2 separate regions of the Homo sapiens genome follow, and region 1 is linked to region 2. The links are chromatin loops, found by intact Hi-C in ENCODE. Cell type or tissue: B cell. All regions are shown on one strand. Links, peaks and the distances in the headings refer to the core of each region. The heading gives the core; the rest is flanking DNA.

Evidence for each region. Hi-C counts contacts between places; a loop is a spot of excess contacts. Peaks named below come from ENCODE experiments on the same cell type or tissue, not always from the same donor. Only the 100,000 strongest peaks of a DNase experiment are listed, where the experiment ranks them.
Region 1: it touches region 2 in a loop (3-fold over the local background); 1 of 110 quality-filtered maps calls a loop at or near these places.

Annotation. Positions count from the first base shown.
Region 1 is chr11:62,024,301-62,027,448 of GRCh38, reverse strand. No RefSeq gene overlaps it. Among named protein-coding and RNA genes, the nearest start is that of LINC02733, 56 kb to the left of the region's middle. RefSeq lists an enhancer at 1,762-1,861. In B cell, for the core only: no CTCF peak of the experiment used is centred there; a DNase peak (open chromatin) is centred at 1,668; H3K4me3 peaks cover 794 bases; H3K27ac peaks cover 1,738 bases.
Region 2 is chr11:61,890,745-61,893,892 of GRCh38, reverse strand. It overlaps FADS3 (fatty acid desaturase 3), which reads left to right and starts at 2,348. Exons shown (of 12, transcript NM_021727.5): 1 at 2,348-2,724. The coding sequence starts at 2,512. RefSeq lists silencers at 1,640-2,449, 2,550-2,679 and enhancers at 2,880-3,049, 2,639-3,148. In B cell, for the core only: CTCF peaks have their summits at 1,650 and 1,854 (motif pointing right); DNase peaks (open chromatin) are centred at 1,842 and 2,652; H3K4me3 peaks cover 1,455 bases; H3K27ac peaks cover 2,500 bases.

The DNA.
Region 1 (3,148 bases), core at 294-2,793, 130 kb before region 2:
TACTGCACTGGACAACAGTTTCCCCAGAAGCTGGACACCTCATGGGGAACTACAGAAGTGGGTTCTCTTGGGGTCCTCTCAGATTAGCACCAGGTGAATGGCAAATCCGGGAGGAGCAATGCCAAGGCCCCATACTGTTGAGTCTGAAGGCCCTTGGGCCCCAATTGTGCCCTCAGCAAAGCCATATTGAGGCAGAAGAACAGGGAGGGTAAACCAAGAGTTAAGATAGAAGCAAAAGAACAGCAGGTGCAGCCAGTTCTAGGCAAGATTAGGCAGCACACAGGCCACACCTCACCCCTGTGATGGCAAGACAGAAGTTTTTACTTCAGCCTCTGATTGACTGCAGGCTGAGGCTCCACTTCAGCCTCTGACTGGTCACAGGCCAATCCTTCATAGGGTGTAACAAATTGGAGGCCTCTAAAGGGCACCTAGCGGTGTTTCCAAATTCCTTTAGCCTAATAAAAATCCTTAAATGAGAGAGGTGGGGTGGCTCTTGAGCCACTTGCTCAAGCCTGCTCCTACTCTGTGGAATGTACTTTTGCTTCGATAAATCTGTGCTTTCATTACTCCGTTCTCGTGTTGCTTTGTTTGTCTTTCGTTGTTTCATTCTTTTGTTGCTTTGTGCATTTTGTTCAATTCTTTGCTCAACATGCCAAGAACCTGGACAACTCACAGTCAAGACCTTCCATCCAGTAACAGTTTTGCTTTGGGAACCACAGGAGATGAGGGCCAATAGGCCTGTGCCTTGGCAGATGATTCTTACTTATAACTTGGCCCAGTAAAATGGCCAGAACAAGGGCTCTGTCACTGGCCTTCACTGAAGGAATAAGGTTTTGTTTAATAAATCTACTGAATGCATCCTATCAGCAAGACACAAAAGCAAGGCTACTCAATCTTGGCCTGGTCAGGACCACCTTGGGGAGCTTAAAAAATACTGTTGCCTGAGCCCAACCCTCAGAGGTTCTTTTTATTATTATTATTATTTTTGAGATGGAGTCTAGCTCTGTCTTCCAGGCTAGAAGGCAGTGGTGCTATCTCGGCTCACTGCAAATTCTGCCTCCCGGGTTCAAGAGATTCTCCTGACTCAGCCTCCTGAGTAGTTGGGATTACAGGTATGCACCACCACATCTGATTAATTTTTATATTTTTAGTAGAGATGAGTTTTTGCCATGTTGCCCAGGCTGGTCTTGAACTCCTGACCTCAAATGATCCACCTGCCTCGGCCTCCCAAAGTGCTGGGATTACAGGCGTGAGACATCGCGTCTAGCATTTTTTTGTGTGTGTGTGCCCAGAGGTTCTAATTTAATCAGTCTGAGTGCAGCCAAGTACTGGGATTTTTTAAAAGCTCTCCAGGTGAGTCTAACATGCTAGCCACTGCTGGCTCTAAAGACTCAAATAAGAAGACTAAGTCCTCCGTGAGCAAGGTGGGGGCTGTCACAGAGGGAGATCTTTAAAAAGAGGTAAGGAAGTCCCAGGCACCGTAGAAGTGATGATCTCACTGGGGAAGGTCATGGACATTCTGCTGCTTCCTGTAGGCAAGAGCCATCGTCATTGCTTGATCTGTGCACACACAATGAGGTGGAGACCCTGCCTTACGGACCGAAAACGTGGTTTTGTGTTACATAAAATAGTTCCGCAAACGGCCGCTTTTCTGCCAGGCATGGTGTCTGTGCTTCTTGCTTTGGCTTATCTTGTAACTATTGACAGGGGTGTGGTCAAAACAAACCTCCCACATCCCGTACGTGTCTGCTGACTGCAGCTTTCCTGATGTAATAACAAAGCTGTCAGATGCGTTTCTTCACACCATGAAGTCTGCAGTCCCTACTGTTTTGAAATCCATGTGCATTAAGACACTGACTCACTTCCCTTTAGCCTACTGAGTTCTGTTGCTTTCTGGACCAACAAACCCTGTGGGCACCTCCCCGTCCAGAGCTCACTGAAACTGTCAGACTTACCTGCAAGGGCCTGGGATTCTAAATTTCACTCTGTCACTCTTGGAGGTGAGGGGAAAGCTGTATGGGCATTGAGGTGACATTTCTGGGCTTTGATGTCTCCATAGGAAAGGACATATAAATACAAAATGTGGTTAACCCTAATTAACCCCTAATTCAGACCGTTGGGGACAGAACCAAGGTCTATTAATTTTTTCTAAAAAAGGAAGGAAATTAGAAAAGAATGTTTCTCTCGATTGTGTAGAAGAGTTGGACGAGGTGAACATTCCGCTGGGTGGCTCTGTCACAAACTAGCTTTTGTTCAATCATTCAAGACATATCGACTGCCAAACACTGCTCTAGGCTCCTGAAAAAATGATCATGGCAAGACAGTTACAGACCATGCCTCTTCATGGAACTTACCAAGATGTGTGCTTGGGGAAACACACTGACTGTCTTTGGACTACTTGTTTCTTAATTAATTAGTAATAGCTGACACTTAGGGAGCACTTACCACATACCAGTTTCTGTGCGAAACCCTCACTTTGCACTCCTTTTAAAAATAGCTATTTTCTGGCCAGACATGGTGGCTCACGCCTGTAATCCCAGCACTTTATGAGGCTGAGGTGGGTGGATCACCTGAGGTCAGGAGTTCGAGACCAGCCTGGCCAACATGGTGATACCCCGTCTCTATTAAAAATACAACATGCCATGTTCCATGGCAACATGGAAAAATACAAAAATTATGGCCAGGCGCGGTGGCTCACGCCTGTAATCCCAGCACTTTGGGAGGCCGAGGTGGGTGGATCACCTGAGGTCGGGAGTTCGAGACCAGCCTGGCCAACATGGCAAAACCCTGTCTCTACTAAAAATACAAAAATTATGGCCGGGCTTGGTGGCTCACACCTGTAATCCCAGCACTTTGGGAGGCCGAGGCAGGTGGATCACCTGAGGTCAGGAGTTCAAGACCGGCCTGGACAACGTGGTGATATCCCGTCTCTATTAAAATTACAAAAAATTAGCTGGATGTGATGATGGGCACCTATAATCCCAGCTACTGGGGAGGCTGAGGCAGGAGAATCGCTTGAACCTGAAAGGCAGTTGTTGTGTGAGCCGAGAGTGCGCCATTGCACTCCAGCCTGGGTGACAAGAGTGAAACTCCATCTCAAAAAAAATAAAAATAAAAATAAAAATAATAAAAATACAAAAATTAGCCA
Region 2 (3,148 bases), core at 303-2,802:
GTTGCCCAGGCTGGTCTCGAACCCCTAGGCTCAAGAGATCCTCCCAAAGTGCTGGGATTACAGGCGTGAACCACCATGCCTGGCATGATTTTTTCATTTATGTATTTATTTATTAAAGACGGGGTTCCTGCTATGTTGCCGAGGCTGGTCTTGAACTCCAGGGCTCAAGCAATCCTCCTGCCTCGGCCTCCCAAAGTGGTGGGATTCCAGGCCTTTTTCTTTTTTATAGGAGCCCTCCTAACAAGTGTGAGACAGTATTTCATTGTGGTTTCATTTGCAGCTCTCTGATGATTAGCAATGCTGAGCACCTTTTCGTGTGTGTGTTGCCCATTTGTGTGCAGCCCCTCTTTCCTGAGGAGCATTCTGAGGAGCTCCGCCTGGCCTCCACAGTGATCCCTTCGAGGAGGACTTGGCCAATAGGGCTGTGATCCCTGCCCTCACTCACGGCTCTTGCATGATTCTGTGGCCCCCCCTTCATCTTCCCCATCTCTTCTGGGGGCAGCTGGGGAAAGTGGAGGTTCTAACCTATCACAACCCCCAACCACCTCACACACAGGGGCTGAGACCAGGCCAGGGCTGGCTCCAAGGAAGAAGCCCCTAGGATGGCCACATCTGACCACTCAGGGCTGCTGAAGGTGGGGCCAGGGCCAGGTCCATGCCTTCAGTGGATTTTGGTGCAGGGGATGCATTCCTTCAAGAATCTGCCTTCTCCATTCCTGTGCTGTGTGAACATGGTACGGGGTAGGGGTGCCTGCAGCCCCCTTGGGCCAGGGCCACCAGCCATGCTCTTGCACCCCCACACACATGTGCCAGGTTGGGGTTCCAGGATATGGTCAGTGGGTGCCTCAGTGGAGAGGGCCCAGGCAGCCCCGGTGCCTGATGACATCATGGGCCTTGCTGGATGTCCTGACAAGCAAAGGCAGGAGCTCCTGGTACCAGGGAGAACTCGCCCCCTCTGCCCTTCTGGGGATACTGGTCCTCTTTAGACCAAGACAAAATATTAGCATATCAGAGAAATATACTTAGGGTTTTCTAAGTGCATTTCCCCAACCAGCCGGTCAGCATCACCTGTGAACTGGCCATGTAAGTCTCTGCCTCCACACCAGACCCACCGAATAACCCTCCTGGGTGGTTCTGATGGAAGCCTTTCAGGTGGTTCTGATGGAAGATTGACGACCAGCGCTCTGGAAGTAACTTTAGCCTGATTTGAATTCCTTGCTGCTGTGAACGCTTAACTTTTAGGAACAGGTATATTTATCACAAAGAAATCCGAAGCAATTAGGGGAGCTACCTACACTTTCAAAAGGACTTGAATGTATTTAAATTAAAAAAAGCGGATGGGGCCCGGGTGCAGTGGCTCATGCCTGTAATCCCAGCATTTTGGGAGGCGGGAGGGTCACTTGAGTCCAGGAGTTCAAGACCAGCCTGGGCAACATGGCAAGACCCATTTCTACAAAAATAAAATAACACCAAAAATTAGCCGGGTATGATGGGGCGCGCCTGTAGTCCCAGCTGGGGACTCCCGAGACTGAGGTGGGGGTATCTCCTGAGCTTAGGATGTTGAGGCTGCAGTGAGCCGACATCATGCCACTACACTGCAGCCTGGGCGACAGAGTGAGACTCCTGTCTCAAAACAAAAAAGAGGGGCGGGGAAGCAGTAACAAGCACAGGTGTCCTCAGCCCATGGATGGCAGCGCCCGCCTCCACGCGCCAGTGCCCTCCTGCTCCCCTACCTCCCCCTTGGCCACCCCTGGGCATCCCCAGCCCTGCAGCGCCGAGGGCGGAGGGGAGGCCACCCGCCCCCAGCAGAGGGCTCCGAGAGAGCTGCAGCGGCGGTGGGGGCCCCGCAGAGATTGGGGCCCATGGTTTGAAGGCTGTTCACAGGCACCCCGAGACAGCGTCCCCCCTCTGGGCGCACTGGATTTGACGTTGCAGGACGCGCGGCTGGAAGCCCCCCAGGCCCCGCTGCTCACAGACCGGGACTCCGCCTCCGGTTCCCGAGGGCGTGGCGAGGCGCTGCGGGACGCCCAACAGGTGCGTGTTGTGTCCCCAGGCCCCGCGCTCCGGGTGGAGTCAAGAACCTGGAAGCCGGCAGCCCGGGAAAAGGGGGCGGGACGGTGCCCCGGGGCAGGGCTGGGTGGCGGCCGCTGTCCTCCCGGGAGGGGCGGGCCGCCTCGACGCCGCCCTCCCTGGCGGCCAATGGAGACCGAGGCCCCGCGCCTGGATTGGAGCGGACGCGGGGGGTCAGCCAGCCTTGGGGGCCGGGGCCTGGCCGGGGGCGGGGGGGCAGGCGAGGCGAGGCGGGCGCCGTCCGCGCGGTTATAAGGCGGGGAGTTCCCTGCGCCGCGAGCCGGGAGGCGCACGCTCGCTCGTACGGCGGCCGCGGCGGCAGGGCGGGGCCGGAGCAGCGGGCGGCGGCGGAGGCGGCGCCCGGGAGCGCTCTTCGCTTCCCTCGGGGTCTTGCTCGGACCTCGGCCACCGCCTGGGATCCCCAGGACTCGTGCGTGCAGCATGGGCGGCGTCGGGGAGCCGGGACCGCGGGAGGGACCCGCGCAGCCGGGGGCGCCGCTGCCCACCTTCTGCTGGGAGCAGATCCGCGCGCACGACCAGCCCGGCGACAAGTGGCTGGTCATCGAGCGCCGCGTCTACGACATCAGCCGCTGGGCACAGCGGCACCCAGGGGGCAGCCGCCTCATCGGCCACCACGGCGCTGAGGACGCCACGGTAAGGAAGCCATAAGGAAGCCACCCACCGGCGGGTGGAGCCTGGAGCTCGGTCGTGGGCGTGATGTCCCGCTCCACCTGTGGGGCCTTAGCATCCTCCCTCCCCTCGCTGACCTTTGACCTCCACGCCGGGACCCAGAGTTGGGGTGGACTAGCCAGGGCCAGATGTGGGGTAGGGAGGGCAGTTCCCTGCGTGGAGGACCCGCAGCTGTCCACGGAGCAGGTCTGCGGGGGAGGAGGGGGCCTCAGAGGTGGGTGTGTCATGCTGCAGAGCCTGCCCTGGGTGAGGGGCTGCCCTGTTGCTCCCAGGTCCCTGTTTCAGTTCTGGGTCCCCATGCTGGGTGCTTGCTGAGTGCTAGGGGTAGGGCAGGGCAGGGTCCCCAGGGGCCGGTAAGGACATGCCATTAGAGGCTGGGGGCTGGGCC